2 separate regions of the Homo sapiens genome follow, and region 2 is linked to region 1. The links are chromatin loops, found by intact Hi-C in ENCODE. Cell type or tissue: dorsolateral prefrontal cortex. All regions are shown on one strand. Links, peaks and the distances in the headings refer to the core of each region. The heading gives the core; the rest is flanking DNA. Region 1 has its middle 490 kb from the start of KLF4. Region 2 overlaps LOC105376205 (a long non-coding RNA gene).

The links. A loop is a pair of places that touch in the nucleus more often than their neighbours do. Peaks named below come from ENCODE experiments on the same cell type or tissue, not always from the same donor. Only the 100,000 strongest peaks of a DNase experiment are listed, where the experiment ranks them.
Region 2: it touches region 1 in a loop (2.5-fold over the local background); 1 of 110 quality-filtered maps calls a loop at or near these places.

The regions. Positions count from the first base shown.
Region 1 is chr9:107,973,721-107,976,635 of GRCh38, forward strand. No RefSeq gene overlaps it. Among named protein-coding and RNA genes, the nearest start is that of KLF4, 490 kb to the left of the region's middle. In dorsolateral prefrontal cortex, for the core only: no CTCF peak of the experiment used is centred there; no DNase peak of the experiment used is centred there.
Region 2 is chr9:107,643,807-107,646,721 of GRCh38, forward strand. All of the region lies in intron 8 of LOC105376205 (a long non-coding RNA gene), which reads left to right. Among named protein-coding and RNA genes, the nearest start is that of KLF4, 160 kb to the left of the region's middle. In dorsolateral prefrontal cortex, for the core only: no CTCF peak of the experiment used is centred there; a DNase peak (open chromatin) is centred at 1,488; H3K27ac peaks cover 874 bases.

The DNA of each region.
Region 1 (2,915 bases), core at 171-2,670:
TGGAAGGAATTGAGTTCTGAAACCAGAAGGAACCATGATTACAGAAGTTCCTAAGCTTTCCTACCTATAAGGCAGAGATGCTGTATTCTTCACAACAGAAAATCTAGCCACATGTAAGGAGGCTGCTAACCAGAAGATGGCCTATTGTTCAGCAGGCTAAGAACTACTCACATCTTTCCACTTAGATTCTCTTGGCTAGAGAGCCCTTTACAGAGCTTCCAGTCCAGTGTTTTTTGTCTTCTCTTCAAGGCAGTCCTAGAATTACCCCAAGCTGCCTTAGAATCAACCTTAGGGGCAAGAAAATGGGGCTAAGTAAGTTCTTGAGATTTCTGTTTCCATACAGAAACTCTGATTTTGTTCTCTTTTATATCTTGGGATTCTTTGAATGATTTATTTTAAGGAAAGAGTACGTCTGCCTAATAAAAGTATTTAAAAAGAATTCCTCCCCCCCCCATCACCCTTTTTTTTTTTTTTTTTAAAGGCAAATTGGGTCCAGGAGATGAAAAGTGAAACTAATCCCTTTAACAAAGACTTCCATGTTGCCAAAGTCAACCCTTTTTCTACTCGACCTCTTGGCAGCATTTGATCCCAGTTTATCACTCCCTCCATCTTGAGTTGTTTTCTTCTCTTGGCTTCCATGACAATGTACTCTCCTAGAGTTTGTCTTCCAGTACTGTCTGATTCCTCTCGGTCTTTTTCCTGGCCCCCAATACTCCAGCTCCAAATGCTGGCCTTTCCAGGGCTCTGCACTGAGACTTTCTCTCTTCTTCAACTATATGCTCCCCCTAGGAATCACATCTACTCTCATAGCTTTAAATTCTGTCCTCATACAAATGATTCCTACTTGCATAATCACACTTCTGATCTCCTCTTACTGGACTCAAAACTCGTATATGAACTTTATGTCTTCTCCACTTGAGTGTCTCAAACTAGACATTTTGAAGGTGGAAATCTTGGTCTCCCTCCTCCCCCAACCCCATCTATACCTTGTCCAGCTGTCCCTGCCCAGTAACTGACGACCTTCCCTGTCGCCTAGCATATGAACTGGAGTAATAGTCCTATGTGTTGAATATGTTGCCCACAGGACTGCCCCTGCAGCATGGGCGAAAAGTTAGAATTTCTTTCTCTCACCCCTACATTTAACCCATCAGCACCAGGACTCTAGTTCATAAACATACATCAGGTCCTGGTCTACAGACACTATCTGAACTTGTGCCATCTGTTTTCACCTACATCAATGAATAGCCTCTTAATAGGTCTCATTGCTTGTATTCTGGTCTCCACTTCCCTCATAATCCATTCTCCCTATGGTTTTAAATATGTAAATCAAATAATATTATTCTCCTGCTCAAAACCTTTTAGCCACCTGTTGCATATATAATAAAACCACCATTCTTCCCCAGGCCTGTGGAGCCCCTGCCTTCCTCACTGACCTCACGTGGAATGACTCCTACATTCACTCCCCGAGCTCCAGGCACACAGGCTTTCTTCTGATTCCTGGAACATCCCAAGCTTGGTTTTACATGAGGCTCTTGTAAGAGAAGCTGCCTCTTCCTGGAATGTTTTTCTCTTAGGTCTCAAACTCAAGTCTAAATATTACTGCTGGCCTCCAAAAAAACTTTCCTTGACTTCCTTTTCAAAATGTTGCCTTCCCAGACACTTTGTAGCATATTTCCTCCTTTTAATTCAAATACCTATTATCTAACACTTATTTTTTCTTTCATTTCTTATTATTTAATGCACTATTTTCCTCCCATCAAAGTCCATGAGAACAGGAATCTTTCCTGTCTTGTGCAATGCTTTTCCCCAGCTCCTAGAACAATTCCCAGCACATGATTAACATTCAGTGGGTATTTACTGAACACATGAATTGAAAGTGACTCTTTTAAAGACAGCCCTGGCAGAACCAGGCTGCCAAACTCCCACGTCAATGAAGGACTCATGAATTGACTTCTAGAGTCTCTGTTCAGGACACAGCGTTTTATGGATCTATGTAATGACTTCCTTCCCACTGAGCAAAGAAACGAAATAAAGTTGCTAGAGATATAACCTGTAGAGTTATGGGAATATTTTACTGCCTAGAAAATAATCTACTTATTCAATAAACATTTATTGAGGGCCTATTACGTGGAAGTTAGGCGCCAGGAATATAAACATGAACAAGATAAAATCTCACCCTCTTCTGTAGACAAGGATAGAGACATCTAAGCATATGGTGACAGTATTAACATTTTAGTGGTCATAATAATAGCCAGTGCTTACTGAGCACTTAGCAATGGGGCACTCTTCTGAGGACTTAAAGTACTTGGCACATTTATTTCTATGTTGTATATACTACTCTTCCCCTCATTCTGCAGTTGAGGAAACTGAGTCATAGTTTAGGTAATTTGCACAAGGTCAAAGAGAGCATGTGCAGAGCTGGGCTTTGCATCCTGATAGGGTATTGGGGAGCATGTTCCCTCAGCATGATGCTCTGCTGCCTCTCTCCTACAGGCGTGCAGGAATTGATTTGGGGACACAAGAAGGAATAATTCTCTCTGTCCTTGGTGGCGAGGGAGATTCAGTGAAGAATTTACTATGGAAATGATCTTTGAGCTTGGTACTTGCAGGTTGAGATGGTGTTCCCCATAGGGACATGTTGTAGGGAGACCCAAGGTAGAACAGCTGAGCAGAGCCACTGAGTTGCAAAAGGGCATCATTGTCTTGGAAACCTTGTGGGATTTGGTGGGGCTGGCACATCATGAGTAGTAAAGAAGAGATGCAGGGTGAAACTATAGAGAAATGCAGGGGCCATGATGAGAAGTTTCTTCTATTGCAGATTAAGAATGAATTTTACACCCTTGGCAATGGGGAGCAACTGGAGATATTTAAGCTAATGAATGACACATTCTAAGTTTGCTTTAGAGAGGTCACAT
Region 2 (2,915 bases), core at 316-2,815, 330 kb before region 1:
TGTTGGAAATTGGAGTTATGCAACTCCAAGTCAAGGAACACCCAGAGCCACTAGAAGAGACGAAGAAGGGTTCTTCCTTATGTATACACTTCAGAGGGAGTGTAGCCTTACTGATATATATATACATATATATTGAGACAGAACCTTTCTCTGTCACCCAGGCTAGAGTGCTGTGGTGCAATCTTGGCTCACTGCAACTTCTGCCTCCCAGGTTTAAGTGATTCTCACACCTCAGCCTCCCAAGTAGCTGGGATTACAGGTGTGTGCCACCACACCAGCTAATTTTTTTGTATTTCTAGTAGAGACAGAGTTTCACCATGTTGCTCAGGCTGGTCTTGAACTTCTGAGGTAGGGTGATCCTCCTGCCTCAGCCTCCCAAATTTCTGGGATTACAGGCATGAGCTTCCGCTCCCAGCCCCAACTGATACTTTGATTTACAGAACTGTGAGAGAATACGTTTCTGTTTTAAGCCATGAAGTTTGGGATCATCTGTTATGGCAATCCTAGGAAACTCATGCAGATTATCTTTATCTCCATTTTCCAAATGAGAAAACTGTATCAGAGAGGGTAAGTGTTTTTTGCAAAGCCACCTAGCTCATGAGGAACTGTAACTCAGGCTCAGGTTTATCTGATTCCAAAGCCGGTACTCAGATTCTTCAAGTGGACAATGGGAGATTTCAAGGGATGCAGTGGCAGAACGCCTAGGATGAGAAAAGTCAGACTGGATAAACGGAAGAAAGCTGGGATTAGCCAGGCATGGGGGCACGTGCCTATGGTCCCAGCTACTCGGGAGGTTGAGTAGGGAGGATTTCTTGAGCCCAGGAGGCGAAGGCTGCAGTGAGCTGAGATGGCACCACTGCACTCTAGCCTGGGTGACCGAGTGAGACCCTGTCTCAAAATAAACAAATAAAATAAAATAAAAAAAGAAAGATGGAAAATGAACCTTTCAGTTCTGAAGCAGAGCTTTTAAGGCAGAGGATTTCCTGAGGAGAAATGCCCCTTCCAGTAATCCCACAAAAGGTGGTGAAGAGGGGATTTTGAGGGGAATTTTGGTGGTTGTATTTCAGAGATGGTCCCAAGGCCAGTGGTTTTGGGGAACACTGGTTGGGCAGCTCATCCATGGGGCACCCAGGCGGCAACTTTTCAGCTAAGTCAGCAAGAAGGCTCACACCAGTCTGAGCTTGGAGAAACACAGATTTCTTTCTTCCTTTTTTAAAAAAATTCATCCTTCTCTCTCTCTTTTTTTAAACATAAGCCAGGCTGGGAGGAGCCTCAACAAGGAAGGAAATCAATAGGAAATGCCTTTAGAAAATGAGATTTTTTTGAAAGCATGTCATGTCTTCATTTTTGATGCAAAGTATTGGGCCCTGCAATTTGAAACAGGAAACAGCAGAAAGCAAAGGCAGCCAATGTGAGGACATGCTGAGGTCCCTCCTTTCAGAAGCCAGCTGTAACGACAGGGCTGGCAGCAGTGGATACGGGGCCAAGTCACATGGAGGCCAGTTGAGGAAACAGTGGGTGTTGGCCTGGAGAAGAGCAGTCTTGGGCAGGACATAAGAGTTTTATTTGCACAACTAAAGGGCTGTCATAGGGCAGTGGGAGCAGGTATGTTCTGACGGGGTCCAAGGTGAGGAACTAAAACCATTGGTCTGGCTATATCACAGGGAAGCAATAGAAGAAAATAGTTAAAGGCTGTAGAGCCAGGGGCTCAAATCTCAACTTCACCACTGGTTAGTATTATTAAATTTTTAGAGACAGGGTCTTGCTGTGTTATCAGGCTAATCTCAAACTCCTGACCTCAAACAATCATCTGACCTTTGCCCCAGGGATTACAGGCAATGCCAGTGCTGTATTACGGGCATGAGCCACCTCACCTAGCCAATTTCACCACTTATTCACTTGGACAGATTATTTAAGCTCTCTGGGCTTCTGCTTCTTCATCTGTAAAATGGAGCTAACAGTAATACATTTCTCATGGAGTTATTGAGAGGATTAGATGTATGTATAGATATAAAATTAAATTTGCCCAATTCTCTCTATTATAGTCATATATAACTATCTGATACTTTTTTTTTTTTTTTGAGACGGAGTCTGGCTCAGTTGCCCAGGCTGGAGTGCAGTGGTGCGATCTCGGCTTACTGCAAGCTCCGCCTCCCGGGTTCGCACCATTCTCCTGCCTCAGCCTCCCGAGAAGCTGGGACTACAGGCGCCCGCCACTACCCCCGGCTAATTTCTTGTATTTTTTAGTAGAGACCGGGTTCCACCATGTTAGCCAGGATGGTCTTGATCTCCTGACCTCATGATCCATCTGCCTCGGCCTCCCAAAATGCTGGGATTACAGGCGTGAGCCACCGCGCCTGGCCAATGCTTTTTTTTTGATAGAGTCTTGCTTTGTCGCCTAGGCTGGAGTGCAGTGGTGCAATCTCAGCTCACTGCAACCTCCGCCTCCCAGGTTCAAGTGAGTCTCCTGCCTCAGCCTCCCAAGTAGCTGGAATTACAGGCATGTGCTATCATGCCTGCTAATTTTTGTATTTTTTAGTAAAGACAGGGTTTTGCCATGTTGGGCTGGCTGGTCTTGAACTCCTGACCTCAAGTGATCTGCCTGCCTCGGCCTCCCAAAGTGCTGGGATTACAGCTATAGATATATGTCTCAACAACTGTCTTTTGTCTGGGTGTAGTGGCTCACGCCTGTATCCTCACACTTTGGAAGGCAGAGGTGGGAGGATCACTTGAGCCCAGGAGTTGAGACAAGCCTGTACAACTTGACCAAACCCTGTCTCTACCAAAAAAATACAAAAATTAGCTGGGCATGGTAGCATGCACCTGTAGTCCCAGCTATTCAGGAGGCTGAGGTGGGAGGATGGCTTGAGAATGGGAGATGGAGGTTTCAGTGAGGTGAGCTGAGATTGTGTCAC